Linked DNA regions of Homo sapiens: all the other regions are linked to region 2. The links are chromatin loops, found by intact Hi-C in ENCODE. Cell type or tissue: IMR-90. All regions are shown on one strand. Each heading gives the region's core, and the rest is flanking DNA. Links, peaks and the distances in the headings are about the cores only. Region 1 overlaps EML4 (EMAP like 4). Region 2 holds the start of LOC105374531 (a long non-coding RNA gene). Region 3 overlaps EML4 (EMAP like 4). Region 4 overlaps EML4 (EMAP like 4).

Region 1 (7,820 bases), core at 1,476-5,475, 150 kb before region 2:
TGAGGAAGCATCTTTACTACTTTACTTTTTACTATCATACTCTCCCACACCCCACAGAACTCGGTATTGCTATGTAATTAACAAAAGACCTTTTGCTGCTCCTTCTCTCCACCTAACACCACAACCTCTCTTAAAAAAAGGTTTTTATGAAGTAAATACTTAATATTTGCCTTAGGTATGTAACAGCAACAAGAGAAAGACTATTCAAATAAGGCTTAGCTATACCACAGCAATTACAAAGGACTTGCAAAGTTATGTAACTTTAGACTATACTACTGTATTTGTTGGGTCAATAAGAATCCAAACATATAGAAACATCAATTGCTGGCTGGGCGCGGTGGCTCATGCCTGTAATCCCAGCACTTTGGGAGGCTGAGGAGGGCAGATCATGAGGTCAGGAGATCGAGACCATCCTGGCCAACAAGGTGAAATCCAGTCTCTATTAAAATACAAAAAATTAGCCGGGCTTGGTGGCGTGTGCCTGTAGTCCCAGCTACTTGGGAGGCTGAGGCAGGAGAATTGCTTGAACCCAGGAGGCAAAGGTTGCAGTGAGCCGAGATCACGCCACTGCACTCCAGCCTGGCAACAGAGCAAGACCCCGTCTCAAAAAAAAAAAAAAAACAAAAAACAAAAACAAAAAACAAAAAACAAAAAAAACATTAATTGCTATTGGTTCATTCAGTATAAGCAGGAAAATTCAGGGAAATAACTAACTGTTAAAAACACCGTTGGCTTACACTGAGGGCAAGTTTTAGATTCTAATGTAAGAGCTGTTTGGACCACACTGAGATCATTTAAATGACTGTTTCAGTCATTCAGACAATAAGGCAGAATGTACTGTTTTTTTCTCACACTGAGATAATATGCTATGGAACTTAATTTAATTCAAAGTTTAAAACCACCACCACAACATTTAAAAAACCAAAGCTATCACCATTACATTATGGAACAGTAAACAATATTCATATTTCATATTTAAGATGATATACACCACCAGACCTCCCATGCATACACATGTACTCTCTTCTGTCTTTACTGGTATTTCACTGACAGTCTTATCTTTGAGACGTAGATATTGAAGGAAAAGTTGGGTTTCATCTTTAATCTAGACTTCAAATTCTGGTTCCATATTAACTAGTTACATAATCTTAGGCAAGTTCTTTGAGCATTAATTTCTTCACCTTTAAATAGGATTGTTTTAAGGAGGGTGTGCCTAGGATATGTACAAAGTACAAAAGTTACAATTTGAAAACTTTGAGCACATTTGTTACTTAAAGGCACATGTGTCCAACTCTGAGATGCTTAAGGAATGATAAGAACAATTCAGTCTCTCGCCTTAGAAATTTTTATATTTTAAGTATTTTTCACTTCCACGGTGGTCTAGCTGAATTCTAGCTGATCTATATTCTTTGTAAGTATGTTAGACTATGGTCACTATTCTTTCTACCCAAAATTCTTTCCTATTCTCCTTCTTCTCACAGGAAGAATAGCCACTCTTGTCTTTTGTGAAACTCCACCATATTTCTTGGTCCTAGTAGAGCTGTCAATCTATGATGCTTCACTTTACCCTCTGCGCCCCATACTATGAGACTGAACCATATAAAATGACCTTTTCAGTTGTATAAATATTACTACTAGAAATTTCAGCTGGACAAGGCAGGTCACGACTGTAATCCTAGCACTTAGGGAGGCCAAGGTGGGCGGATCGCTTGATCCCAGGAGTTCGAGACCAGCCTGGGCAACGTAGTGAGAACCCATGTCTACAAAAATGGAAAAAATTAGCTGGGCATGGTGGCACGTGTTTGTAGTCCCAGCTACTCAGAAAAGTGAAATGGGAGGCTCACTTAAACCCAGTCAAAGATGGGTTTAATTCAAGGATTCAGTGAGTTTTAATTACACCACTGCACTTAAACCTGGGTGACAGAGGAAGACCCTATCAGAAAGAAAAGAAAAAAGAAAAGAGAAAAAAAGAAGAGACGAGACGAGACGAGAAGAGAAGAGAAAAGAAAAGGAAAGAAAAGAAAAGAGAAAAAAGGGAAGGAAGGGAGGGAGGAAAGGAGAGAGGGAGGGAGGAAGGAAGTGAGTTAGTTAATATGGCTCAGTCTAATACTACCACAGGAGTAGTAGTCATGAGATACAGGATAGGCCAAATGAAGCCCTCTTGAATTTCCCAGAGGTAGAGTTATAGCCCATCCACCTTGGTTCTCCAGCTACCAGGATGTCACCCTAGGACTGTCAAAAATAAAGGTGGTTCTAACTACCTTGTGTTCCAGTTATACTCTCTGAAGCCTTGGCCCTTCAATTCTGAGAGCTGCTCCAATATTCCTCCCAGCTAATTATGTAACGTAATAAATTCACTTTTTGCAAGCCATTATTTGTAAACCAAAGGCCGCGATTAAGTCAGTAAACTATATGGATATATTTTTCTAAAATGTTCTCAATTCATGAAAGATGAGCTATATCTTTATATTATGACCACAGATAAAATGCTTATATGATTTTTGTAAACATATAACCTGCTTAATTATTCTGGGAAGGCAGCTGAACTACTAGATCATCAGGCTATAATGCCAAGGTTAGGGTGCTAGGTTTTAGTACCAGCTTGGTAACTTACCTTCAGCAAACTTTTACAAACTTTGATTTTTTAAAAAATGACTAAGGTGTTTAAGTTGTGTGAAACTTGGATAGTGACAAGAAAGGTGGTTCAGCTTGTAAAATTCCTACCAAACCCTGATAGACACTGTGAGACACAAGAACAATTTTTCAAAGGGCATAACATATACAAAGTTAACAATTGCCTGCATTTATATTGTGCCTTTCATATTTATTACCTCAGCTTCCCCCCCCCGACACACACACATACACACACAATCTATATTTTACACTGGAGGAAATAGCTCAAACTAAATAACTTGCTCAAGGTCACCAAACTAATCTAGGTATCTCAGACTCAAAGACAAGTCTTTTGACTCTCACCTTATGTGCCTTTTATTTTATTCTATGCTGCATTCTAACAATAATCACATGAGGACCAAACAAATACATCCTTTCACAAAGCCACGCAAGGGGCTTAAACTACTGAGTGATTTAATCCGTTTTTTGTTTCAGGAAGATCATTTTGGTCGCTGTGTGAAAATAGATTGGAACAGGATAAGAGTAAACACAAGAACAGACAGGAGGCTGTTGCAGTAACCCATGTGAAAGGTGATGATGGCCTATGTTAGGGTTAACATGTTCAAGTATCTCAGTTTCTCCAGAACAAGTATGTCTCCTATCTCAGTATAAATATTATCATAATGCCCCCTCTTTCACTCTCAAGTTCCCTGACTTGGATGATCAATTACAGGGTCACTATAGCCAAGGCAACAAGCAATGGCAATGTAACAGAGCATAGTAGTTATCACCAGAGTTCCTCACAGCTCTAATTCCTTCCTGTCTAAAATCCTGGCTCTTAACCCTTTCAGGGGCATGAATTTCTTTGAGAATTCAATAAAAGCTGTGGTAGAATAGTGCATTAACTCTGGTATTACACTGACTAAATACATCTATCTGTTTGCTTTTTTTTTTTCTTTGAGACTCACTCTGTCGACCAGGCTGGAGTGCAGTGGTGCAATCTCACTGCAACCTCCGCCTCATGGGTTCAAGAGATTCTCCTGCCTCAGATTCTATTAGCTGAGGCTCGGAGTAGCTGGGAGATTACAGAGGCGCATGCCACCACACCCAGCTAACTTTTATTTTTTTGTAGATATGGAGTTTTGCCATGTTGGTCAGGCTGGTCTCAAACTCCTGACCTCAAGGGATCTATCTGCCTGCCTTGGCCTCCCAAAGTGCTGGGATTACAGGTGTGAGCCACCACGCCCGGCCATCTGTTTGCTATTTACCAACTCTGTGACTGCTTTCTTCACGTGTAATTTACTCATGTGAACTGGTACTTACATCAGGCTTGGGATGATTAGATGAAATAATGCATGGCATGGCAATACAGGATGCTTTCAGTAAGTTGCTATCCTATAGTGATGTTCTTTATTGCACTGTTTATTATTGCCACAAAATTAGAAATGACCTGAAGTCTAAGGATGAGGTTAAATAAGCTGTAATATGTCCATACCATAGAATATCATGGAATAATTTAAAATAACAGAGTAGGAGCATAAGCTAAAAATTTGAAAAATCTACAAGATGACTTAAGTGGATAAGCAAACTGCAAAACAATATGTACTGAATAATTGATAGACACACACCAAAACACACTTTTAAAAAATTAACACAAAAAACACACATATACACACACACATATGTATATATAATGTACACAGAAAGAAGTTGTGAAGTACACACATCAAACTGGTAACTGGGTTACCTCTGGCTAGGAAGGTAAGATTAGAAAAGAGGAAATAAAAATAAATTTTTGCTTTTTAGTGTATGTATTCCTGTATTATTCGAATTTCACAATAAAAATGTGTATTAATTTATGCCCTTTAAGGTAAAATGCATTGCTTCTGAAGCTTAACTTCTTAAAACAAGTTTCCTCCAGTTACAGTGTTCCAGTGTTATAAGGAACATAGCAAAGGAGAATGCAAATAACTTAAATTTCTATCATAGATTACTAAAACAAGAACAGACACTATCTTGAAGTCCAACAACCCCTCTCATCATTTTATAAATAAGTAAACTAAGACTCTGAGACATCAGGTGAGTTACCCATGGCCACACAGCAAACGAGTCAGAGTTCCTTCCTCTGATGACTATATTATGCATTGCTCTTGTTCTTTCCATTTTGAAAACTTTGCTCTTATTTTTTTTCCCTCCCAATCTCTAAGATGCCCCCATTCTCATTCACAATAAACTAAGGGATATAACTGTTCAGTAAATGAATATATTTTCTGAGGGCTATTAACATTCCCTTTTCTTGATCAAGTAGATTAGATCATTTTCCTTACACCCCACCCCCCGCCGCCTTTATTATAGAGTAGGAGTATAAGCTAAAAATGGTAATCCCCTCCCTTTAAACATTTTTTCTAATTGCCCCCTGGTTTTTAAAAATTGTTGCCCCTTCTCAAAATAGTTTCCAGCTTTGAAGGTTAAAATATGAAATACAAATGAATTCTCAAGCATTTTTGAACTCATTAAGAAAAAAAGTAAAGAATGAAGAGAAAACGGAGATCCAGAAACCTCTCACTATCAGTCTGATCTATTTACCGGCATGAGTCAGTCTCTTTTTAGAAATACAAGGAAATCTACATGTGACTTCGTAAACTTTATAAAGTTTGAAATATTACAGTTTAAAGAATACAATGATAGCTATTCATTATGCTTTTATTACACTGAATCACAGTTAATTTTTTTCTGAACTGTTGAGAAATGTGTCACCTTTGCAAAGGTAAGTATATTGTGTTTCATTATAAATATCCAAAAGTTGGCAATCCAGTATCATATCAGAATAAGACATGCCTACACATTCTAGTACCTTTGGATTTTACCGATTTTATATCTTTCTAAAACAGAATACTTACTGTCTTGTTTTCTTAGTGGGGGCACACCATCATAATGTAACCACTTCTTGGTGACTCAGTCTTCATTTAGAATATTAATTACTACGCTGCAAGCACTGTGGTGAAATGATGCCCTAGAGGCTATTATACTTCTAATTAAATAATTGAGAACCATGGCTCAGGCCTATAATTCAGCACTTTTGAGACGTTGAGGCAGGATGATTGCGTGAGCCGAGGAGTTCAAGACCAGCCTGGGCAACCTAGGGTGACCCTGTCTCTACAAAAAAAATTAGCCAGGGGGTGGCAGCACACACCTATAGTCCCAGTCCTGAGGCAGGAGGATCACTTGAGCCTAAGAGGTCACGGCTGCAGTAAGGCATGACTGTGCCACTGCACTCAAGTCTGCGTGACAGAGCAAGACCCTGTCTTTAAAACAAATAAATAACAATTTTTTAAAAGTTAGCCAGGTGTGGTGGCACATGCTTGTAATTCAGGGGCTGAGGCAGTAGAATTGTCTGAGCCCAGTTCAAGGCTGCAGTGAGCTATAACTGCACCCTTGCACTCCAGCCTGGGCAAAAGAGTAAGACCCTATTGCCAAAAAAATAAAAAATAAAAAAATAAAAACAAAATTACATTTTTAATTTTCTTTTTTGTAGAGATGGGTCTCACAATATTGCCCAAGCTGGTCTTGAATTCCCATCCTCAAGCAATCCTCCCCTCTCAGCCTCCCAAAGTGCTGGAATTACAGGCATGAGCCACTGCACCAGACCACATTTTTGGTTTTCTAATCTTTCTTTCTACTTTTCCCCTTACCTCTTTGCAGTTGGGATTAGCTATGCCTATCCATAGCAATGCTCCCTTTCCAATCTAATTTCCTATATTATGGTACATTGAATAACTAAGCTTTTTGAACTGTTTATATGAGAAGTCTCTAAAATGAGGACCTCTTCTATTTTAAAAACATATTACAGGTTGAGTATCCCTTATCTGAATTGCTTGGTACCAGAAGTGTTTCAGGTCTCAAATTTTTCAGATTTTGGAATATCTGCATATACATAATGAGATATCTTGTGGAGGGGATCCAAGTCTAACTACAAAATTCATTTATGTTCCACTTACATCTTACATACATGTCCCGAAGGTAATTTTATACAGTATTTAAAAAATAATTTTGTGCATGAAATAAAGTGTATACTGAACTATCAGAAAACAAAGGTGTCACTATTTCAGACACCCACATGGACAACTGGTTGTTTTTTGGCATAACCATCATTCCTGACTCTGAACTTATATGCTACCAATAAGTAATCACTTTTTAAAACTTATTCATACTTAAGTACTTAACAGGAAAATGCAAGCCAACCTCTCCTCTTCCTCCTCAACCTACTCAACTCATGTTGAGTAGTTGAGATGACGAAGAGGAAGGTCTTATGACGATCCATTTTGATTTAATGAATAGTAAATGAATTTTCCTTATGACTTTCTTAATAACATTTTCTTTACTCTAGCTTACTTTATTATAAGAGTACAGCATATAATATATGTAATACACAAAAATATGTGAATCAACTTGTTACCAGTAAAGCTTCTGGTCAATAGTAGGCTATCAGTAGTCAGGTTTTTGGGGAAGCAAAAGTATACGTGGATTTTTGACTGAGCGGGAGAGGGAGGGAGTTGGCACCCCAAACCCCCATGTTATTCAAGGGTGAACCATATATTAAAGCCCATATCTCCACCACACACAAAAATAAAATCCAAGAAGATTAAAGAATTAAAGGCAAAATCATAAAATCTTTAGAAAATAACTGCAAATGTCTTCATATCCTACAAACAGGAAGGTCCAAAAAAGACACCAAAAAAACCATAAAATACTGATACTTAACTACAATGGAATTCAGATGTTTGGTCTCCAAAAGACATAATAAAGAGAGAAAGTAATCCATACACATGGGAAAGATAGCTGTAACACATAATAAATGATAAAAATTAGTATCCAGACTGGGCATGGTAGCTCATGCCCACAATCCCAGCACTTTAGGAGGCCGAGGGAGGAGGACTGCTTGAGTTCAGGAGTTCGAGACCAGCCTGGGCAACATGGCATCCCTGTCTCTACAAAAAATACAAAAATTAGCCAGACATGGTGGCACACCTGTAGTCCCAGCTACTTAGGAGGCTGAGGTGGGAGGATGACCTGAGACCAGGGAGGTTGAGACTACAAACAATTCTATAGTTAGTCAAAGGTTTTGCCAGTCTTTCTAAACACCTCATAGAAAAGGAAACATAAATGGTCAACAAACATAAAATGAGACTCAAGCACCTCATTAATAA
Region 2 (7,820 bases), core at 1,515-5,514:
GGAAGGAATTGGGTGGGGACAGTATAAATGAAAGCAGAGACCAGAGGAAACACAGGCCAGATGTGAAACTTGCTAGAAAGCTCTCATCTTTGCTTCCTGCATACACAGAGAACTTGCTACCCAGACCCTGCCCTGCCCTTTCTTACCTGCCATTCCGAGGTGGGCCCAGTCCAGAGGGTCTAGCACCACCGCTTCCCCAAGACCACTCTGAACTGCACACCTTGATACTAACTTCAATGCCAACCCCCACTCTCTCTCTCTTACCCTGGCTTGAGGCTCTGAGTTTGGCTTAGTTGCTTTGCACCTGTTTCTGTAGCCCACCATCCCCCCACCTCTGCTCCCCATGCTGGTGTACCTCATTTCTCAGCTTAGGGCTCCACAAGGTGGATGGATCCATGATCTCTACATGAAGTGGTGTTGTCCAGCCATTTCAAATAAAACCAGGGCTTGGGAGGTATGCCCTGGCCCAAGGCTGGGGGCAAGCATGGTGGTGGCTTTGTCTGCCTGCCTCCAGGGTAGGATGGCTTCAAGCTCGGAAGCAGAACAGAGATGGAGTTTCCCAACTTAGCCCACATCACCTGAGCCCGAGTGGCCTGCTGAAGTTTCCACCACTTCAGGGACTTCCAAGTAGCCTGATCTAGGCCTGGGGAGGGGCTCCCTTCAGAGCAAGTCCTCTGCCAGGCCCTGGGAGGAAATAGGAGACCCGAGCCAGGTCTGTCCTGATGCACTTGCCCCTCCTCAGACCGGCCTGATGGGCGTCTGTGGGACTCAGGAGCGTCAGGGAATGAGATGTCACTTCCAACATTGCCTCTGGACACTCCTCCACAAGGAGCAGGCCTAGGAGGCCCTGGCAGACCTTTCACACAGACACAGGCAGACAGAAACGCAGCCAACTCACAGTGACAGCATTGGTTCCGGGAATTTTGAAAGTCAAAACCCCAATATTTTTTCACAAGAAAAAGGAACAGATTTTGGCATCTTTGCTTCAGAAACAGGAACTGACCAAGACAGTGACCTCTGATCATCACTTCCTCATTGCACTGCTCAGAAGCGGGTGGGCTCCCTCAGCCCTTTGACTTTCCCCTCAGGGTTCTGGGGGCAGAAGCCCCAGGGCTTTAAGGAACAGCAGAGGAAAGAAGAGAAGGGGAAGGAAAGGCATGGCAGAGGAGAGGGAAGGGAAGGAGAGAGATTTTCTAGGTGGTCAGTCCTTGAGGATTGAGGAGGCCAGGAGCCTGGTGGGGGTGGGGGGAGTTAGGGCCAGGAGGTACTTGGCACCTGGTAGGTCTCAGTGTGGCCTTATTTTTATCTTGTCATGGAAAGAGCATCAGTGTGTGGACCCTTTGAAGCTCACGGTTCATTGCTCCTGTGTCTTGTAGCATTGAAGTACAGCTGTCCACATTCACAGCAGACTTAGCTGTAGCACCTCTGAAAGTTGTTTTTGTTTTTTGTTTTTTGAGATGGAGTCTCATTCTGTCACCCAGGCTGGAGTGAAGTGGCGCGATCTCAGCTCCCTGTAACCTCTGCCTCCCAGGTTCATGCGATTCTCCTGCCTCAGCCTCCTGAGTGGCTGGGATTACAGGTGCCCACCACTATGCCTGGCTAATTTTTTTTTATTTTCAGTAAAGATAGGGTTTCACTATGTTGGCCAGGCTGGTCTCAAACTCCTGACCTCAGGTGGTCCGCTGGCTTTGGACTCCCAAAGTGCTGGGATTACAGGCGTGAGCCACTGCGCCTGGCTGCTCTGCATGTTTTGAGCATCTACTCCATGTCAGATGGGTTGCTGGATGCTGGGTGAATAAGAAACAGATTTTTCCCTTGCAGTGCTTAGCGTCTAATAGAAGGATCTGGTATTTGAATAATAAACATTAAAATAATGAAGCTGAGGATGACAATTGCCAAGAGAGGAGGGAGAGGCTACACTGGGTTGGGGTGGAGCATGAAAGGCATGAGGAAGGAGGTGGCATTTGAAGTGGGCCTTGAAAGGCGGTGGTCATTTGTCAGGTGGAGATGGGAAAGGAGGACCTTCCAGGGAAAAGGAGCCGCCTCAGCAAAGGTGCAGGGGAGAGAAAGTGTGAGTATATCTGGGGAGCTGAGAGTGTGGGGTGCAGGTGGGTACAGAGGAATAATGGGAGAAGTGGCTGGAGCAGGAGGTGAGGTCCACTTTGCAGAGAGCCCTGAGTGCCAGACTGAGGTATGTGGATTTCCTCAGAGGTTCATGGGGAAGCCTTGACCGGCAGTGGCATCATATATCCGTCACCAAGTGCTGCTGGAAGCGCGGAGAAAGGACCGAGGCAATGGGGAGGACTGAGCAGCCAGAACCAGCCATGATGACAACTCAGCCTTTTAGCATGTTTGGCATTGCCAGCCCTCATAGTGCGCAGCGACCTGAAATTGGTCCCATTTACTAGATCTTTGTTCGTTCAAGGTTTTTCCTACAAAACTAAGTTTCAGTTCCCCTGTGAAGTGAGCAAAGAGAATATTGATGGTGCTATCTATGTTCTTGTGTGAAATGACCAGAGCAGGAGTCACTGTGGGCAATCAGAGGCCTTCTTTCTCCTGGACAGGCTATGGAAGGGTGCCAGGGTGGGGAGGGGTTAGGAAGCAGTCAGGGTGGGGAAGGGTTAGGGAGGAGGAGCCAGGGTGGGAAAGGGTTAGGGAGGAGGTGCCAGGGCCAGATGTGCACTGGGCAGAGACCTCTGGATCAAAAGGTCCTTAAGAAGATCAATTGGACCCTCCTCTGGCTCCATGGCTCTGTCCTTAACAGAGCACTTCTCATACGGGGTGCGATGGAACTTCCTCAGCAGTAGGCAGAGAGGGTTGTATTGGTTGTTATTTATTTATTTGAGACAGGGTCTCACTCTGTTGCCCAGGCTGGGGTGCAGTGGCACGCTCATGGCTCACTGCAGCCTCTACCTCCCACGCTCAAGTGATCCCCCCACCTCAGCCTCCCTAGTAGCTGGGACTACAGGCGTGTGCCACCACACCCAGCTAATTTTTAAATTTTTTATAGAGATGGGATTTTGCCATTTGCCCAGGCCGGCCTTGAACTCCTAAGCTCAAGTGATCCTCCTTCCTTGGCCTCCCAAAGTGCTGGGATTACAGGTGTGAGCCACTGTGCCCAGCTCTGTTATTATTATTTTCTTAATAAGCTTTATTTCTCTTCGTAGATTGTAAACTCCTACAGGGCAGAGGTGGTGTTTCCCATAGGTCCTAGTACTCACTAGGCACTAAATAAAAGTGAGCTGAAGGAAAGGATCAGGGTTAGATGCCCCATTATGAGGAGGAGAAGCCTTAGGGGTGATAGCAAACAATACGTTTTATTGTTTTATCATACATCCCCCTGCTGACCCCTCTGTGACTTCTATGAGTGTGACCATGAATCCAACAGACCCTTTGTGGGGGTCTTTGCTGATGGGTCAGCCTCTCTGAACTTCTCTCCTTCCCCCATTTCTTCCATGGGGCATGTTAGCATTTCATCAACTCATTCTATACATATTTATTATCTTCAATTTGTTAGAGATGGTGCTGGGTATGGGAATACAATGGTAAAATTTTCCTTGCTAGTTATGATTTTGGGCGCCACCTGCTGGGCATATGTAGGCACATACACACAAAGTTTTGTGTAAATGTACACATTAAGATGCCAACTAAAACATACAAAGGGAGACACAGCTGTGTACACAGAGTAAAACATATACTTGTTCACAAACAGGCACACATATGTGAAAACATAGAAACACAAATGTAGAAATGTAGGCTCCAGCATAGTACCTCCACCTTAGTAGGAGTCCAGTAAATACTTGCTAGTCTGTAAAAGAAGATGCAGTTCTTTGGATCTACTTCTTCCAGGCTTATTTTTCACCACCCTTTCTAGCCAATTAGACAAGAATGCTGTGTTGTCACTTGCCCCCTTCCTACATTCCTCCCCCCCATTCTATTAATTCTTTTTATTTTTATTTAGTTATTTATTTTGAGACAGGGTCTCACTCTGTCGCCCAGACTGGAGTGCAGTGGTGCGATCAAGGCTCACTGCAATCTCTGCCTCCCAGGCTCAAGTAATCCTCCCATCTCAGCCTCTTGAGTAGCTGGGACCACAGGTGCATGCCAGCATGCCTGGCTAATTTTTTTTTCGTAGACATGGAGTTTCACCATGTTGCCCAGGCTGGTCTCAAACTCCTGGACTCAAGCCATCTGCCTGTCTCGGGCTCCTAAAATGCTGGGATTACAGGCATGAGCCACTGCACCTGGCCTATTAATTCTTTAAGACCTAGCTCAGGCTGGGCGCGGTAGCTCACACCTGTAATCCCAGCACTTTGGGAGGCCGAGGCGGGTGGATCATCTGAGGTCAGGAGCTCAAGATCGGCCTGACCAACATGGTGAAACCCTGTCTCCACTAAAAATACAAAAATTAGCTGGGCCTGGTGGCGGGGACCTGTAATCCCAGCTACTCTGGAGGCTGAAGCAGGAGAAAATCACTTGAACCTGGGAGGCGGAGGTTGCAGTGAGCTGAGATTACGCCATTGCACTCCAGTCTGGACAACAGAGCAAGACTCCTTCTCAAAAACAAAATAAAACAAAACAAAAGAAGACCTAGCTCAGATGCCACCTTCTGCAGGTGCAAGCCTGTAGCAACTCAGATGAACCTTCTACCAGCTAAGGGAATGACTTTCTCTTCTGAACTTTCATAACTTTATGATATTTGTCATTTTACTAACTTGCATTTTGGCTCTTTGGGGATGCGTGTTTTCTCCTTTTCTGGTCTGTAATCTCCTTGAGGGTAGAATTTGTGGTTGACCGATGTTAGTGTTCCCCCATAGTGCCTGGCATGCTGCCTTGTACAAAGGGAGGGGCTCAATAAATATTTGCTAAATAAATGACACAGTTATGGACACAGAGGAACATGAATTTACAGAAATGCACATCTACTTATATACATTTCTCTATCTTTGCAAAAGTTATACACATTTACAAGAAAGCACAGAAAAACATCTCTAGGCCTATAGCTGTGAGTAGACACATCCCTTCAGCTAAGCCCTTTTTAATTTCTGCTGTCTTCATTTCAATTCAGATCTTCATCCTATTTACTTCATCAATTGCCTCTTAATGTGCTTGGTTTGCTAGTTCTTCTCTTTCCACTTTTTCTATTGTCCCCTGGGCTGTACCCTCCTAAAACACCTCTTTGAGGATGTTATTCATCAGCTCAGAATTCTAGCAGTTTTTGCTTCCCTGCATGATAGTGTCTAGAAAAAGCTAAATCTTTTCTTGTCTGCTCTCCCTTTAGGAAAGGGAGTCATAGTTACAACCAGTGAAAATGGTGGATGTGGTCTCTAGAAACATGTGCCAATGCCTGTTAAAAGAAACTTGTATATCTTCCAATCTGATGAGGTGGCTGGTGCCACCTGTTCTCCTTCCTTACTGCCATGAATTTGTTTACAGAGGAGCTGCAGCAGCCATTTTGCAACCATCAGGGAATAACCAAGATGCTGCTCTTGACCTTGAGCAACTGAACAAATGATACTACTTCTAGATTCCTTGTTTATGTAAGAAAAATAAACCTTTGTTTAAGCCACTGCAAGTTGTTTTCTATGACTTGCATCTGGATGTAATCCCAACTCGTGATACTTAAATATCCCACTTCTCCTGATACCCGCAGGACAAAGCCTAATTTCCTCAATCTGATATTGTAGAGTATTTGTGATCTGGCTCCGCTCTACTCATCCAATCATGTTTCCTAGTATTCTTCTTATAGCCACACCCTAGTCCAAGCCTCCATTTTCACCTGTTGTCTAGACAAGTTGATTAACTTCCCAGCTCATCTCTTTGCTTCCACCACAGAACTCCTCCAATCCATCCTTCTCACAGCAGCCAAGAGAGATCCTTTTAAAACATGGTATCTCTTCTGTGCTTAAATCCCTTCAATGGCTTTTTTTTTTTTTCGAGATGGAGTTTCGCTTTTGTTGCCCAGGCTGGAGTGCAATGGCGCGATCTCAGCTAACTGCAACCTCTGCCTCCTGAGTTGAAGTGATTCTCCTGCCTTAGCCTCCCAAGTAGCTGGGATTACAGGCATGCACCACCACACCTGGCTAATTTTGTATTTTTAGTAGAGATAGGGTTTCACTATGTTTGGTCAGGCTGGTCTTGAACTCCTGACCTTGGGTGATCCACCTGCCTCAGGCTCCCAGAGTGCTGGGATTACAGGCATAAGCCACCTGCACCTGGCCTCAATGGCTTTTTATTACACTTTAACTCAAATCTGAACTCCTCAATAAAACTCAGACTCCTACGAGGCTCTGGCAGCCTCAAGATCCGTGGTCTTCAACCCTTGCTGCATATTAGAATCACCTAGGACTATTTCAAAGATTATCAGAGGTTGAGTTTCACACCTAAACATTCTGATTTAATTGCTCTCGGATGGACCTGGGGCACTGATATTTTTGATATATTCCTTGGTAGATTCTAAAGTACAGCCAGGATTGAGGTCCCTGATTTAGACCTTGCCTATTAACTCCATGCTTACCTAGCACCCACATGGTCACTATGCTTTAATCATATTGATTTCTTAATTCCTCAAAATGTGCCAAACTCTTTGCTGCTTCTGAACCTTTGTAGATGTGATTCCTTCTGCCTGGGAGGCTCTTGCCTTTGCTTGCCATAGGTCTGCTTGTTCTTATCTCTAAGACTCAGTTTAAGTGTCTCCTGTCCAGAGAAGCCTCCTCTAACTACTTAATCTAAAATTGTCCCCCATGTCATTCTCTGTTGCAATTTCCTAATTTCTTTCTTGATACTTGCTGCCACTTAAAAATGATATGTTTGTCTTTTAAAATCTTTATCTCATACTAGATTGTTGTCTGCAGAAGAGCAGTTTATAATCTATGTTTTGTAGGGTACCCCTCTTACAATCAGAGCCTCACACATAGTAGGTATGTCAAGAATTGTGAAGGAGTCTGAAATTTACTGTATTTGTAAGTTAACAAGTTAGCTTGCTACCATTTCACGGATGCTGGCAGAAGACAAAAGACTTCTAGGTCAGAGACAAAGGGCTTTATTATTCACAGCATCAGCAGCGGCCGGAGTACAAACATTTGCCCTGGTTCCTGTGCAACTTCCTGAGACTCAAAGAACCAGGGCAAATGTTTGTACTTTGGCCACTGCTGTTTCTGTGAGTAATGAAGAAGTCTGAGTAGCATGTGCCCATGTAGAGGGCTGCATTACAGAAGAGGAACCCTGAGCTTAGGGAACCACGAGCATTCAAAATGGGCACTTTGCCTACTTGAACTTTGTCCTGGGGGAAGACAATATCTTTCTAGCAGTGGACAATACACAAACCTACCCTTTCCTCCACAGGGAGACATAATCTCTATCTTTCACAGCTGTTTACTGTACAAACATTCTTGAAAAGATAGGAACAGAGGTGGTTAGTGCCTTGGCTTGTAAGATATGCAGAAATGGGAGAGACGCGTGGAGAACCCTTTGATCACTCAGGCTTTCTGCCTGGAGGCACTTTTCAGAGCAAGCACAGGAGAGGGGAACCTAACAGAGTTGGGAGTCCTCATTTAGTTGATGTGTTGAGATTGGAAGTCCGCTAGGCTGAGGCAGCTGGAATTTGTGGACAGAGTACTGGAGAGAAGGGAGGTATGCAGAGAAGGAGCTCCAGCAATCTGCATGGGGTTTCCTTGAATTTTGGCAAAACAGTAAGCTGTGCGTGTGTGGGATAAGACTCCGCTAAGCCAGGTGAACAGCTTTTAGCAACACAGCTACCGGGAAGCCATAAGGTGAACAATTTCCAGAGCTCACATCTCATCAGATTGGAAGATGTGCAA
Region 3 (7,820 bases), core at 1,848-5,847, 200 kb before region 2:
GTGATTAAGCAACTCTTTATTATCTATCTTCCTGGAAATAAAATCCAAGAGCAGTACTATCAGGATCCTCTTTTTAAGAGGATTTTCCAGAAGATTTTCTCTGGAAAGAATGCTACACGTAGAAAAAAAAACACTAAGCATAAATCCAAAATATAAATCACCAAAAAAGAGAAGAAAAATTAAACTTTGTGACATTTGCTCTGGTTTTAACAGGCAAATTATTCTGCCTAATCTTTAAAAATAGTCTTTCAAATTATTTTAATGGTCTTTTTTTTTTGAAAAAAGTTATCTTAAAGGCAACAACAAACTCCTTTCTTGAGGAAAGGAAATGAAATTATAAGAATTTAATAAGTTTGCCAGAAAAGTATAAGTTATCTTAATGTGGGACAAAATACCTGAGTTTAGAGTATTTAATATTTTTATATTCCGTTTCCATCCTTACCTCTATTTCTCTTTCAGGATTCAGATCATGATCCCACAGAATTATTTTTCTGTCTTTCCCTCCTCCAGTTAATAACATCCCATTTCTCATCTGACAAAGTGTGAACACACTGCCATCATGAGCTTTGATTTGTTTGCTGATTTGATATACACCTAATATGAGGGAAAAATAAAAACACTAGTGATAATACTTTTCTTCAGATTTTAGTGTCTATTTGGAAGAAAACTTCAGTAGAACTAGAGTTAATAATCAGAAAGTTCATATGACTCAATCAAAAACCTATTTTCAGCAAGTCTTTTGTGCAAAGCAGGTAGTAAAGTTTAGGGTATAATACAATCTTTTGCATTTCTGTCAATATTTATTTACTCTGAAAATATTTCAAAATATTTTCCTACAAAAAACCAAAGCAAAAGTAGTGATAATTCCACAGACGAAAGGGGATATAGTATAGGTTTCAGAACTTTACTATCTCTCATAATCATCTTGTATGGTAGCTAGGGTAGGTGTCACTCTTCTGATATGAGAGCTCAAGACACAAGAGGTACAGGAGCAGCTTAGGGGATACCACATAGTTAGCTAATAACAAAGCTGTGACTAGGCTCAAGTCTCCCACCTTGATGTTCCTTTAACTTTGCAAAAACATCTTTGGTTGACCTTCTGAGGTAACAGTCACAACGTTTAACGTTTTACAACCATTGTTAACCCAGAGGCCTTCTGCTGTGCCAAGGATTACTCCCCTTTATTTGCTGAGATATGGGGGCACTACAGAAGTTATTGGGACAAAGGTAGGCAATGGATACCTGCAGTGATGGCTTTTGACCTACTAGCAGAGAATAATTTCAGTATTTTAAAAATTGATTCAGCTGTACCAATGTGATGGCTAAATAACAGCCCAGTTTTCTTGTATACCCATAGCACACTTTGTTAAGTACCCAGGGAGAGACCAAGGGGGTACATAAAAGGTCTTTTAGGCAAACACATGTGGTTTTTTAAATTATATTTTGCCCCCTTTTAAGGGTGAGAATAAGATGATAGTACTCATACCTTTTTCTTTGGTATTCATAAATGCCTTACTCAGAGAAGCTCTTTAGCTAGATAGGCTAGCAGAGCAAGAGTAAAGCTTTTTGGAAGATGATGTCCTACAGAATTAGTTACCAGGTTCAAAATGGGAAGGTAGAACCTTATTGAAATATGGCCAAAGTAAGTCAATAAACAGCCCTTAGTCCTCTTGAAAAAATTCAGGTTTAACAACTATTCATTTTCTAAAACTGTTCCTCAACTGATGAATAGATTTTAAAAACACAGTATGTCTATACAATGTGATATTACTCAGCCATAAAAAGGAATGAGGTATTGACACATGCTACCACCACATGGATGAATCTTAAAAACATAATGCTAAGTGAAGGCTGGGCACTGTGGCTCACACCTGTAATCCCAGCACTTTGGGAGGCCGAGGTGGGTGGATCACCTGAGGTCAGATGTTTGAAACCAACCTGGCCAACATGGCAAAACCCTCTCTACTAAAAACACAAAATTAGCCGGGCATGATGGCACATGCCTGTAATCCCAGCTACTTGGGAGGCTGAGGCAGGAGAATCGCTTGAACCTGGGAGGCGGAGGTTCAGTGAGCCGAAATCGCACCACTGCACTCCAGCCTGGGCAACAAGAGTGAAACTCCATCTCAAAAAACAAACAAACAAAACAAAACAAAAAAAACTAAGTGAAAGAAGCAAGTCATAAAAGACCACACATTGTATGACTCCATTTATATGAAATGTCATCAACAAGTAAATCTATAGAGACCTAAAGGAAATTGGTGGTTACCTAGGGGCTGAGGGGAGGGAGAAATAGAAAGTGACTACTAATGGGTACAGGCTTTCTTTTTGGGGTGATGAAAATGTCCTTAGGTCAGATAGTGGTGATGGCTGCACAACCTTGTAAATATACTAAAAACCACTGAACTTAAAGGCATACTTCAACAGGGTAGATTTCATGGTATGTGAATTATATATCGAAGTTGTTACTGAGATTGTTCTTTTTTACTCATCTATTTGAGCTGCTATTATACTTAACAAATTGACTAAAATTTCTAAGGCTTTGGTATCCTAAAAAAAATTATGTCTCAGTTTGAGTATGCTAGTGGTACAAATACTTAACAGATGGGTATATATGGCAGGGAGACAGGAAAGGGCTTGCTTGATTTGGAGGAGAACTTGCCCAATTCAGCAGAGCTGGAAGTAGAACTCCAACAAACTTGCTGTTCAGGTCAACTGTCTCCACTTACATCAATATTTATCATCTAAAAATACCTTAAAAATTGAACAACACAACTGTGTTCACTGGCATAGGTAGATAAGTATCTATCTCTGTTCTGATGTTACCACGAGAGGGAGGACACCTGAGAGATGAGAATTTTCTGAGAGTACTACTGGCTTTATTTGGATAATAAAAATAGAGAAAAGCAAATTCTAGGCTTATTTCCCTGTGCATGGTCAAACTAACAAGAGTAGCCTGAAGGTATCATGTAAGAAAACACAAAAAGCAAAGGTGTGGGAGTTTCATAGTTCTCTATCAGAATGTAAGAAAATAAAGCTTTTCTATGCTTAAGTCTGCTTTCCGTATTTCTAAACATGACAAAAACCTTGTTAAACACTTAAAATCCTCCCAGAATGATGGAAAACTGGAAAAAAAAATGAAGAAAAAAATGCTTCATCAGAAATAAAAATACTCTATATAGTGATCAAGTCAGTGAGTCCTTCTCACTCCAGGAAAGTTATTTCCTGAGGTGGACCTAGTATCGACTTAGCTTAAAAAATTTAGTGTTTCTAATTTAAACAAATTATCAAAGTTTCCTTTATATAGTATTTACCTGTAAAACAAATTTATAGCCAAAGATGTCTTTCTTATGGGCCTGTATTTCTGATATTTCAGTTGCCAAATAATGTTTGAAATCCCTGCCAAGGAAAATAATTATCCTTGAATTAAAAAAACCTACTCTGCCTTCAGGCTTACTCATATGGTCAAGTCCATCCAAACTTAATCACAAACCTCACCCTTTCTTCTCATCTCTAACAGACACAAAGCTTCCATAAAAAGCAAGTTTACACTGCCTGCCAAATAAAGATGTTTGGAAGGCTTTCTGTGCCTGTTTAAAGAATAAAATATTAGGGAGACTTTGAAATTTATGTTGTATTCTTAGCAACTGGGCCCATTTGATTATTCGGAGAACACATAAAATGGCAGTGTTTCTTAGCTCCTTTGCAAGACTTAAGAATGGTGAACATTTTAATGGTTCTGTAGATACTCTCAACTTCCACTTACCCACTTAAAAGATTACAAATTATTTTGCATAAGAACAATTTCAATCTATTTCATATGTGTAGGAAATAAATAACAAATACCTCATACCTACTTAAGAAACAGAAAACACTAATTACTTTGAAGATTCACATTAATTCATGTTTAAGGAAGAAATGGTTTGGAAACAAGAAAAAAATATATAAAAGCACTTTTAAGACATAAAATACAGTTTTGGTTTGTCTCCTATTACAAAAGTAAAAGGATTAGTTGTGAAATTATACTTCTGCCATCCAAAAAATCTCCTTTTATCAGACAGGATGTCACAGTACACTCAAATTTTGGTTGGTAAGACTGCCACAGGTGCAGAAATGTCATAGTTGGGAATATGTAAATTGGATCTACTGAAATCTGGGGGCCAGAATTAAAAAATGGAAACTGTGGACACTTACTCTGGTCTGGACTTCCATTTATTTCACTGCGCTCACCAAATTCTTCCCAGCCAATTGAAAACCTCAAATTCTTAGCAACTTTGCCCATAATAGGGTTAGTCATGTGGCAAAGTACAACACAGGCCATTTCATGTGCCCAGCAATTTACAAGATTGGATTTCCTGTTTCCTGTTTGTGCATATGTAGAGAGGTTGAGCCACAAATTTTTCAAAGACCAAAATAAAAACCTCTGAACCTCTTCTTCCTGTCCCCAACCTGAACACAAATATTAAGGCTAACAAAAGGGTATATTTATACGCAAATTCTGCTCAGTGTTGGAGATTCGTGAACAATTTAAAAGTCACTGTTTTAATAGACTATGCTGTTCCTGGCATTTCTGATACTAAGTAAATGTGCCCAGGAAAGAAAAATAAGAAAAAAAGAAAAGAGAAATAAATGGGAAAAGTAGTTGATAATATATTGTTGTTGTAACTCTATTTTTTAAGAACCCTCAACCCACTGCCATTCTTCTCGTGTGTAAATTTTGAACCTAAACTGAACGAAAGAGGCTAAGAATATATGGCCAATGATTGAGATAGGAGTCAATGGTAATACAATTTAAGGCTTCTTGTTTTAAACTTCTTAATAGGTCTAATTCAACTGCCAAGCTTAGACATTCAGGTGAATGGATTTGAAAAACATTTAATTAAAACATTAATTTCGTACAGATAGTGCCTAACTTATGTTGGTTCAATTTATTATTTTTTGACATTATGATAGATTTATCGGGATATAATGCCATCCAGAAGTCAAGGAGCATCTGAATATCTGTCCTAAAAAATACAGTATGAAACTCTGTGCAGTCATAAGAAAACAGTAATGCGAAATTTAAATTCCACATTTCGGTGAAAACAGTGCTTTCATCAATACTACTCAACTTTTACTCCTACATTGACACCCAAAGTTAAGATGAAAGTTATTTCCTTAATGTTTGACAAATAGTTTTCAAACAGCTAATAGCAAATGCCAGACACTGTGCTAGCCCAGGGAAAGCTTATTGGGGAAGGCAGATATGTAAATCGGGTCTTTCTGAGCACACGAACAGGGATTCCCTTATTCATAAATCACTTAGGGTGATTTTCATGGTCTGATGCAAGGACTCCAGAGAGAGAGAGAGAGAGAGAAGTATAAGGTGTTGTTCCAGTGTGTTTAGGGGAGGTGAATGAACAAGAGAAAGGACATGTTGCCCTGCCAATCCCCAGGGGAAATGTCTCAGAAAACTCAGGGTGATTTCCCCATTACCTCCTTTCTTACTTTTTTTTTGGTGAATTATTGAGGACTGGCTGACCTAGCTAGTTCTATTTCTACTGTTACCACCTGTTGCTGCTAAGAATCTCTCTCTTCTCCTGGCCCACTGGTTTTAGAACCAGGTCTCCAATTTTTCTCTTAGAACCTCCTACTCTGAAGGAAGTACATGGTACTCTGGACATTTTTTTCAAAGTTTGATTATTCTTAAATAGTAACGAAAAATGGGGTTTAAAAAAGGTTATTTTCCATGTCCTTCCTCTAATTTTTTCATTTACCGTAGAAAAGGGCAAAGAGGACCTGTATATTTGGGTGCAAATAAAACTTAAGAATAAATCTGTGTTTTTTAGGAAAACTGATTTGAGGTAAAGCTGAATGGATGCCAAGGACCCCTACACTAAGGTTGGGAAGAAGGGCTGCAGTGAGGAAAAGAAAAAGGAGAAGTGGATTGAACTATGAGTTTATTCCTTTTCTCTCCACTCTTCCATTTTATCACATGGCCATGCATTCTGCTCTAACAGATATCCCAGAACCAGCTCAGGGGAAAGTGAGCCTTTATACTTTTTAAACTAACATATATCCATATCATTTCTTTCTAATTATTAACTTCCTAAAGGGAATGGTTCAGTATAGTCAAATGTGGGTTATATAAGCTTAATAAATAACTGGATAAATAATTTCATTAAAAAAAGATTATGAAGAATGCTGAAAACAAAAGGTATGTTGGTGACTTGCTCATATTGTTACACTGCAGCTCTTTCTCTCCTGGTCTAAGAGATGGGACTGAAAGAGTACTATGTGAGAATTACCAGAAATGAGTTTAATATAAGAATACTGTACCTTTAGGTCCTTTCCCAGGTGTGGGCTCTACAGTAGTTTTGCTCCATATAAGCATGACTCCACCTGAGTCTCCAGTAAGAACATCTCCATTCCCCAAGAATGCTAAACACTGCACAAATTTTGGCTTTTCATATTTCTACAAGGAAACAATAAAAATTTTCAGTTTTCTTTTTGCCATGACAACTTGATGCTTATTAAACAATTAAAAAAATTAAAGTCTTATACACCTAATGACATTAAAACAATCTGATTCTTACCCCAAAAATTCCCTGTTTTCTTGTTAGTGAATTGCCGCTCCAGGTCCAGAAGAAAATATGAGATTTACCGCATGTAATTATGGTATTTGCATCTGTTGGGTGAAACTCCACAGCCAAAACAACTTCATTTGTTGTCTATGAAAAGGGAAATAAAGCTTTAGATGAATGTATATCCTTATCTCCTTCAAGTATCAATTCAATTACTGCTACTTACAATTAACGATAGGGCAAGATTTTGAGAAAATGCCTCTTCTTCTAAGACAATTTTCCTGAAAAATTTTGATAATGTATTTTTTGGGATGATTTAAATTTGATGTCCTTGTATTATCGTATCACCTTTTATGCTATTTATAAAAACGCTGCATTAGAAAGACACTTATATGAATACCTTTAACTTCTTGCACATGCCAGAAAAGTACACTTAAAACTGTCGAATTTAAGAGCAATGTACATTCTTTCTTAAAGACACTGCTATTTGTATTGAAAGAAAGAAAAGAAAGTCTTATCTTTCTTTGTACTATTATTATGGAGCATTCATTCACGCAACAATTTTTTTTTTTTTTAAGACACAGTCTTGCTCTGTCACCCAGGCTAGAGTGCAAATGGAGTGATCTTGGCTCACGGCAACCTCTGCCTCCGGAGTTCAAGTGGTTCTCCTGCCTTAGCCTCCCCAGTAGCTGGGACCACAGGCGCCCACCACCATGCCCAGCTAAGTTTTGTATTTTCAATAGAGACATGGTTTCACCATGTTGGCTAGGCTGGGCTCGAACTCCTGACCTCAAGTCATCCGCCCACCTCAGCCTCCCAAAGGGCTGGGATTACAGGCATGAGCCATTGCGCCCAGCCTCAACAAAATGTTTAGAGATTAGGACTAATTTAGAGATATGTCCTTCAGGCTGAACCCTTAAAAAGTAGATTTAGAATGGTCACTACTGATTCCTACAGAAATTAAAACAAAAACATTCCCAGAGGGCTTTTATGCTCTTTTCCCTCAAAAAATCTAGCAAAGACAGGCATTAAGTTTAAAAGATTTATGGTGGACTAGGAAGAATACAAGCATGAGACTCAAGAAGAAATTACTAGTTTTTTCATTAAAATGATTTCAATTGAGGATATCATTCTAAAACAGTGTATTTCTATAATTTCAGTAAATCATAATTCTCACTAAATTGATATTTTATAGTAAAATCATCTACTCAAACTTAACACTGAGGTGAAACTTAACTACATGCCTGTAAAGCTCCT
Region 4 (7,820 bases), core at 1,269-5,268, 100 kb before region 2:
CCAATGTCAAAATTGTTTTTTAAGACTGGCATAAATGATACCCCATATACTTATCCTTTAAAGCAAATGGTCTCTTTCCATGATTCCACAATAACCCATAGATGACTTTCACTTCCCTGATACATTTACCATCTGACTAGTAACTTATGGCCTCGGATTTCTGTGACGCTTCGGTTCCTTCTCTTGCTTACCCGCTCACTCTCCCAAAAGGTTACCCTCTTTTCCAACCTTTTTCACTACTGCCATTTGCAATGCTTCTTATTTTCAAATAAACTTCTCTAGATCCTTTACAGAACCTCAGTCTACCTTTTGCCTCTAATTGAAACCAACTTTTCCACACGACACCACTTCCATTCCAGCTGAGTCAAAACGGCAACTATTCTTTCTCTTATACCTCTCAACAGAAAACAGGGAGATAACAGCATTGTCCTGTCTTCTTTCTATTGCAGCACACATATGATTACTCCAAAAGTCTCCTGCAAAACCTTCCTCCTTTACTTATAACTAGGATCTAACAACTAACCTAATTATTCATCATTATCATCAATCAACTTCTCAGTCACTCTCCAAATTACATATAAGTTTTGATCTTACTATCTAATTTACCTTTTCAGCCACCATTAGCCTGGGCAAATTCCAATCCACGTGAACATCCTAGCTGCTCTCCTCCTTAAGGAGTGAAGAGATAGCCACTACCCAATTGAATAATCCACCTCTATAACCACTCGCTTTATTACCCACAACAATTACTCATCTGAAATCTTAAAACTCATTATCTTGGCCCATAACCCCAAGCCCTTATCCTTTGTCTCTTTCACTCCTATTCCCCATCACACTTCACCCTTTAGCTTCATGGAAACTTTTGGTGTTAATGTTCTTCCACTTTCTCCCCACCTATCAACCTTGTCTTGGCTTCAAGGTGTTCCCTCTCCAGCCTAAACCCCCAAGATACATAACTTCAACCACTCTCACTGCAATACTTTCAACTTTTGGCCCCTGGGTCTTCCCAAACCACTCTCCTTTGTCAAGTCCTGCCTCCACCAATACCAGAACATTTTGACTGCCCAGCTTTTCTGTTTCTACACAATGGCTGCTGGGTACTGCAGAGAGAGACACAGGGAAGGAATGAGAATACATACACACAACAGAAACCACCACAAAAACCCATGGTCATCAAACCCATCTTGGTCTCTCTACATTTTCCAAGTGAACTCCAACTCCCATTGCCTCAATAACTATTCCAAATCCTCACAACTCTCTTCCAGCTTTCAATTCCACCACCTCCACCTCATACTTCTCAGAATGTGTCCTCACTTCCTCTTTCAAAGAGAAAATAGCAGACTTCAGGTAGAAATATTCCTCCCCAAATTAGCATCCTTACCACCTTTTCCTTTTAAAATTTTTCTTCTTTTTTTGTAGAGATGGAAGTCTCACTATGTTGCCCATAAGACCAGGCTTGAACTCCTGGTCTCAAGCAATCCTCCCACCTTGGCCTCCCAAAGTGCTGGGATTACAGGTGTTAGCCACCACACCCAGCCCCTCCCAACTCATTAAAACAGGTGCCTCTTGAGTTAAACACCAAGCCTTCCCCCAGTGCTTTAGAGTGTCTCCCCTATTACTTTCTTTAGAGACATTAGGTCAATCATACATGCCCATTCTCTCTCACATCTGATCTATCCACTGGTCATTTTCCCTCAGGATAAATATATATTCACATCTCTACCAACCAAAAAAGAAAAAAAAAATTCAATTTTAAGTCAGACTCCCTCTATCTCCCTTAAGAAGTTCTGGTAGGAGCAAGCTACAGGTGTTTGGACATTCTCTTTTTCCATTACTACCTAACCTGTAGCAAACTGGTCTCTGTAATTCCAGTAAAGTCACTGATAAGCAACCCTATCAACTAGGTACTTGTATTAGTACCACTTTACAAATGGGGCACACAGAAAGATTAAATAACTTGTCCAAGGCTACAAACTAGTAATTGCAGGTGCCAGGATGTACACGTAGGCACTGTGACTCTGGAGCCCAGATTCTTAACCACCACCCTATGCTTCAAATTACAAACATATATATTATGCTTCTAATTCTATTTTATAAATCCTGGCTAAAGGAGTACACAAGGTTTGAGGTGGAGCACATCTGGAGTTATTTCCAAAACTGTAATCTTTGTCAATAGCTAATGACACACTTACTGGCTTAACTGACATTTATTCACTATTTTGCTACACGTTTACTGGTTTCTTCTGAAGTGCCAATAAATGATCATTCTCAAATTTTTGCTTTTTAAGATAAAATATTCACTACCAATATATATTTCACAGATATTTAAAATTACTCATTTGTAGAACAGATTCACAATTTATGTTGAGTTTACACCATTTTGTTTTTTTTTTCTGAAGACTATTGTTTTGGATTTACTGATATTTTCATTTAAAAAAAATCTAGTATTTAAGCAGGTGTCTTAAATATATCTTTGCAAACAGAACTCTTATCACCTCCTGCCAATAGATGACTTGTGATTTTTATTGCCTATATCTATCTTTTTGGGGGGTTCTTTTTCTTTACCAACATCAATTTTTCTATTAACAAGTTTAAAAGATGGGGCGTGGTGGCTCATGCGTGTAAACCCAGTATTTTGGGAGGCTGAGGCAAGCGGATCACTTGAGCCCTCACAGTTGGAGACCAGCCTGGGAATATGGCAAAACCCCATCTCTACAAAACAATACGAAAATTAGCCAGGAGTGGTGGTGCGTGCCTGTGGTGCCAGCCACTCGGGAATCTGAGATGGGGGTATCACCTGATCCTGGGAGGTCAAGGCTGCAGTGATCGCACCACTGCACTTCAGCCTGGGTGACAGAGTGCGACCCTGTCTCAAAAAATAAATAAAGACACAATTTACTTCCTTAAACCAACATTTACTTTGATTCCTAGCATGGCTTTTCATTTCTGCAGGGCTCTTCTACTGTATTTATTCTATGGGCCTACAAAAACACTGAACATAAGTGAAATTTACTTTTTCAAAGTAGGGGGCACTCTTACACTAATCTCCCATTATAAAGAATGAGACTTCCCTTCTCTTTCCCACAGTAGAGGGCAGGGTGGAGGCAGGGTGGTTACTGTATTAGGTATTACAGAAAACTCTCCCAGTCTCTCTTCCACAAACTCAAGCCACAAACTCCTGCATGGGCAGAGGGGGAAGGGAAGTTACTAATTTGGTGGGTTAGATTTAGCTTTCCTTGGACCTTATTTTTAACAAGAAGGAAATTACGTTACTGCATAGAAAACAAGGCCATCTTTCCCTTTCTCACTCCAGCTCTTTGTTTCGCTGATAACTAGATACATAAAGTAAGCCTCTAATCTTCTCGCCAGCTGCCAGATTAAGTGTAGTCAGAGCAGACATGGCAGACGGAACTCTTATCATAGTCTCACAGTCTAGATTTGTTGGTGATTGCAGCTGACTCTCAATTTATCCTTAGATCCATGTTATGGTCTCAAATTCTGCTGTTATCAGACAGTCTAAATTTTAGAAACAGATGCTGTGTCCATTATTTATCTCTTAGAACCTGGAGACAGAAGGGCTAAATGATTGGCACTCCTAACCTCAATATATACCATAAGCAAGCGTCAACAGATGGTGATCATCATTAAGCACATATTAAGTGCTAATACTTTTATATGTCCTTTTAATCTGATCTTGCAAGGTAAATATTTTTATCCAAATTCATTAATAAATGAATGTATTAATTCACTCATTAATGACTGAATGTATTAATTCACTCATTAATGACTGAATGAACGCTAGGGTTCAGAGAAGTATTTGCACAAGCTTCCAAAGCTAGTAAATTTTACAAACAAGGTTCAATCTCAAATCTCTCTGATTCCAAAATTCTCAGTTAATGACCATACTCAATTTGATGAGAATAAAATACTATATCTAAGTCTGGTCAATGTATAGTATAGAAGTATGACCAATATTTAAACAATCATCAAAGATATATTTGTCTGCCATGAAAAAGGAGTAAATGATCCTCCTACAGTTGGTTAATGAAGCACTAGGTTCCACAGGGAATTCAGTTATTGAAAAATAATTAACTTTAATAACACTTGGTACAATAAAGATTGGAGAAAAAAATCTCCAATAACCTGATGCTCCATTTCCATCCAGGCTTCCTGTAGTAAATATGTAGTGTTGCAATAAAGCTCCTTGAAAAATGAGTCATCTTGAACCAAATATAATCAACAAGATAATGATTAACCAAAAGCTGGCACAAATCCTAACAGAGTAATATAATTCAAATTCAGCCTCTTAAAAGATAACTCATGTTTAATGCTGGTATCTCAGAAATGTAAGCCAATGATTGGGTTTATGGAATGGTCTATATATTGGCACAAGCATATGCAAACGTACATTTTAAATTTTTCTATGTCTTGTATTTTTATACTTAGCATTATTTACCCACAAAACCTAACAAACGGATTTCACAGTGTCAGATCTACATTTCCCACTCTATACAAAACTCTGAAAAATTATTTCTAATGTTTACTAAAATCAATTTATTTTTGCTTATTTTAGTATGGCATAAAAACTGAGTATGATACATTAAACATTATAATACTATGAATACCGTATCCTTAAAATGTAATAATGTAATCTCTCTCACACAAAATAAAATTAGTTAATAGTCGTGTAAGGCATATGCTCTAATGTTTTATCTGGTAGCATGATGAAGTTATCATATACCCTCTTACTTGCAATGAAACAAATCTAACAAATGACTAAAACAACTTAGGAGAAATACATTCCATGGCCACAAAACAAGGCCAAGTTAACTGGATCCCGAAGGTATAAACCCATAATTCTGACCTAAAAAAATACAGCTTCTATAATCAATGAACTAGCTAACCATGCAACTACTTTGAAATAACTAATAATTTTATAATATAATACTGATTACCTGATTTGGAAATAAAGCAAAGTCTTTGCCAAACAATGTTGTTTGTTAGCATTTATAAGCATATTTGTAAGAAAAAAATTAACTTTTAACTCTTATCTTACACCATACACAGAAATTAATCTAAGGTAGAACATAGACCTAAAAGCCAAAGCCCTAAGGAACAAATGATAAATCAGACCATCAAGATTAAAGATCCTGGCCAAGCAGTGGCTCACTCCTGTAATCCCAGCACTTTAGGAGCTGAGACAAGTGGATCACTCGAGCCCAGGAGTTCGAGACCAGACTGGGCAACATGGTAAAAATACCGTCTCTACAAAAAATACAAAAATAAGCTAGACATGGTGGTACACATCAGTAGTCCCAGCTACTTGGGAGGCTGAGGTGAGAGGATCGCTTGAGCCCAAGAGGTGGAGGTTGGGCATCACATGAGCTACTGCACTCCAGCCTGGGCAACAGGGCAAGACCTTGTCTAAAAAAAAAAAAGAAATAAAAAAGGTAAATTAAAAAGTCCTACTCAATCAAAAGATATCACTAAAAAAGTAACCAGGCAAGCCACAATGTAGGGGAAAATATTCACAAAATATTTTCTGACAAAAAATTTGTTTCCATAGTACAAGTCAACAATGATATAAATTATCCAGTGCAAAAAAAAAAAAAAGAGAGAGAGAGAAGTGAAAAATACAGATCTGGATTAGGATTCAGGACTAGATACAAAAAAAAGAAAAGAAATATAAAGAAAATAATTGAAAAATATACAAATATACTTTGCCTAATCTTATTTAAAAGGACTTGATTTCCTTAACCAAACACCACAGGATATCCCATTTCAAATAAGCCATTAACATTACACATTAAAAATTTATGATGACTATCTTTTTGTGTATATTTATATAGGCTATAAAAACAATGATTAATAAAATTTAAAATGAGCAAACATGAATTACCCTAAAAATGGTAAAAGGGAAATTCTGCAACTATTTCACAATAAAGTAATGTTAACACAGTTTAAAATAAGACTGCAGGTCAGGCACAGTGTTTCAGGCCTGTAATCCCAGCACTCTGGGAGGCCAAAGGGAGAGGATCACTTGAGCCCAGGAGTTCCAGACAGTACAGGCAACATAGTGAGATCCTGTCTCTACAAAACATAAAGATACTAGCTGGGTATGGTGGTGCATGCCTGTAGTCCCAGCTACCCAGGAGTCTGAAGCAGGAAGACTGCTTGAGCCCAGGAGGTCAAGGCTGCAGTGAGCCATGATTGTGCTGCTGCACAACAGCCTAGGTGACATACCAAGACCCCACTTCATTAAGAAAAGGAAAAAAAAAAAAGAACGCCTATAATGACTCAATAGATAGATGACAAAAGTGAAAACTTAAAAGCAAAATATATCAACAATGTCCCTTTAAGAAATCTCAGCAATGAAAAAGGTCAAAACTTAAAGGAATTTAAATCATTTTAGTTCTCATTATAGCATCAGATTGGGTTTGGCCCTAAGAAATAAAATTGCAACAGCAACTTCTTTGCTAAGAAATTTTCCACTGTCAGTCTAAACAATCACACAGCAGACACCATTCTAAATGCTTTTACTCTTTTTATCGTTCATCTAAAAACCAGCTTCTACTAATTTTTCCTTCAGCAGAATAAACTGCATGCACGTTTTGCAGTACAGACATGTGTCAGTTCTGAGAAATGCATCACAGGCAATTTCATTGTGCAAAATCACAGAATGTACTTACACAAACCTAGATGGTATAGCCTACTACAGACCTAGGCTATACGGTATAACCTATTGCTCCTAGGCTATAAACTTGTACAGAATACTACTGCACTGAATACTGTAGGCAATGGTAACACAATGGTATGTAAGCACAGAAAAGGTACAGTAAAATACAGTATTAAAATCTTATGGAAATACCCTCATATGTGGTATATGACTGTTCTTTACTATGAAACATATTGTACTGCAGCTAAAGACTAAGGTTTGGCTAAGTGGAGCCAACCAGCCAAACATGTCAGTTTCCACCACCTCCCTGACATACACTATACTACCTCAGAGTCTGCAAAGCAGTTTCATGACTGTTGAGTTTCACCAATCACTCCTCCAGATTAGCAAAACCCTAAATGCTTTCTGCAGATGCACCAAGAATCTCAGGGTCTCTAGATAAGGACCACAGAAAAGTGAAAATCATGATACTGGAATCAGTTGCTCTGAAGACTCAGAGAAGAGCAACTGCTTCATTTATCACTGTTTTTCTGGGTTTTTGAATCCTAGTGGGAGCCAGTTATTCTAGCAAAATCCTTCATGCTTTAATGTCTGGGGTTTACAAATGATGCTCACCTATTTCTCATCTAACTCTTCATATTGCAATCAAAGAGGCAAGAGATGACCAAGATTTTTTTCATAAAAGGACTCTAGTATTTGAGGGACTGGAGTGGTCAGAATATGGTCTTTTAAAAAGAAAACAGTAGGCTGGGCACGGTGGCTGATGCCTGTAATCCCAGTACTTTGGGAGGCTGAGGCAGGTGGATCACTTGAGGTCAGGAGTTTAAGACCAGTCCGGCCAACGTGGTGAAACCCTGCCTTTACTAAAAATATAAAAATTACCCAGGCATGGTGGTGGGTGCCTGCAATCCCACCTACTCAGGAGGCTGAGGCGGGAGAATCTCTTGAAGCCAGCAGGCAGAGGTTGCAGTTAAGCACCAAGATTGTGCCACTGTACTCCAGCACGGGCAACAGAGGAGCAAGACTACACCTCCCCCCCCCAAAAAAAAAAACAAAAAAACAACAAAAAAAAACCAGCAAAGAAAAGAGTAACTTTCACTGAGGTATAAGACCCAGACTCTTGGGGAAATTACATTCAAAACTA

Evidence for each region. A loop is a pair of places that touch in the nucleus more often than their neighbours do. Peaks named below come from ENCODE experiments on the same cell type or tissue, not always from the same donor. Only the 100,000 strongest peaks of a DNase experiment are listed, where the experiment ranks them.
Region 1: a loop joins it to region 2, with 5 times the contacts of the local background. A loop is called at or near these places in 88 of 110 quality-filtered maps.
Region 3: it touches region 2 in a loop (2.9-fold over the local background); 2 of 110 quality-filtered maps call a loop at or near these places.
Region 4: it touches region 2 in a loop (6-fold over the local background); 71 of 110 quality-filtered maps call a loop at or near these places.

What each region holds. Positions count from the first base shown.
Region 1 is chr2:42,236,903-42,244,722 of GRCh38, reverse strand. All of the region lies in intron 1 of EML4 (EMAP like 4), which reads right to left. Among named protein-coding and RNA genes, the nearest start is that of EML4-AS1, 71 kb to the right of the region's middle. In IMR-90, for the core only: no CTCF peak of the experiment used is centred there; no DNase peak of the experiment used is centred there.
Region 2 is chr2:42,091,868-42,099,687 of GRCh38, reverse strand. LOC105374531 (a long non-coding RNA gene) reads left to right here and starts at 1,895. Exons shown (of 2, transcript XR_940001.1): 1 at 1,895-2,071. RefSeq lists a silencer at 1-36 and enhancers at 157-216, 407-726. In IMR-90, for the core only: a CTCF peak has its summit at 3,584 (motif pointing left); a DNase peak (open chromatin) is centred at 3,577.
Region 3 is chr2:42,294,015-42,301,834 of GRCh38, reverse strand. It overlaps EML4 (EMAP like 4), which reads right to left. Exons shown (of 23, transcript NM_019063.5): 12 at 6,576-6,710; 13 at 6,319-6,454; 14 at 443-594. Among named protein-coding and RNA genes, the nearest start is that of COX7A2L, 63 kb to the left of the region's middle. In IMR-90, for the core only: no CTCF peak of the experiment used is centred there; a DNase peak (open chromatin) is centred at 3,474.
Region 4 is chr2:42,192,141-42,199,960 of GRCh38, reverse strand. The region is part of intron 1 of EML4 (EMAP like 4); the gene reads right to left. Among named protein-coding and RNA genes, the nearest start is that of EML4-AS1, 26 kb to the right of the region's middle. RefSeq lists a cis regulatory region at 4,243-4,256 and an enhancer at 4,178-4,322. In IMR-90, for the core only: a CTCF peak has its summit at 3,072 (motif pointing right); a DNase peak (open chromatin) is centred at 4,230; H3K27ac peaks cover 357 bases.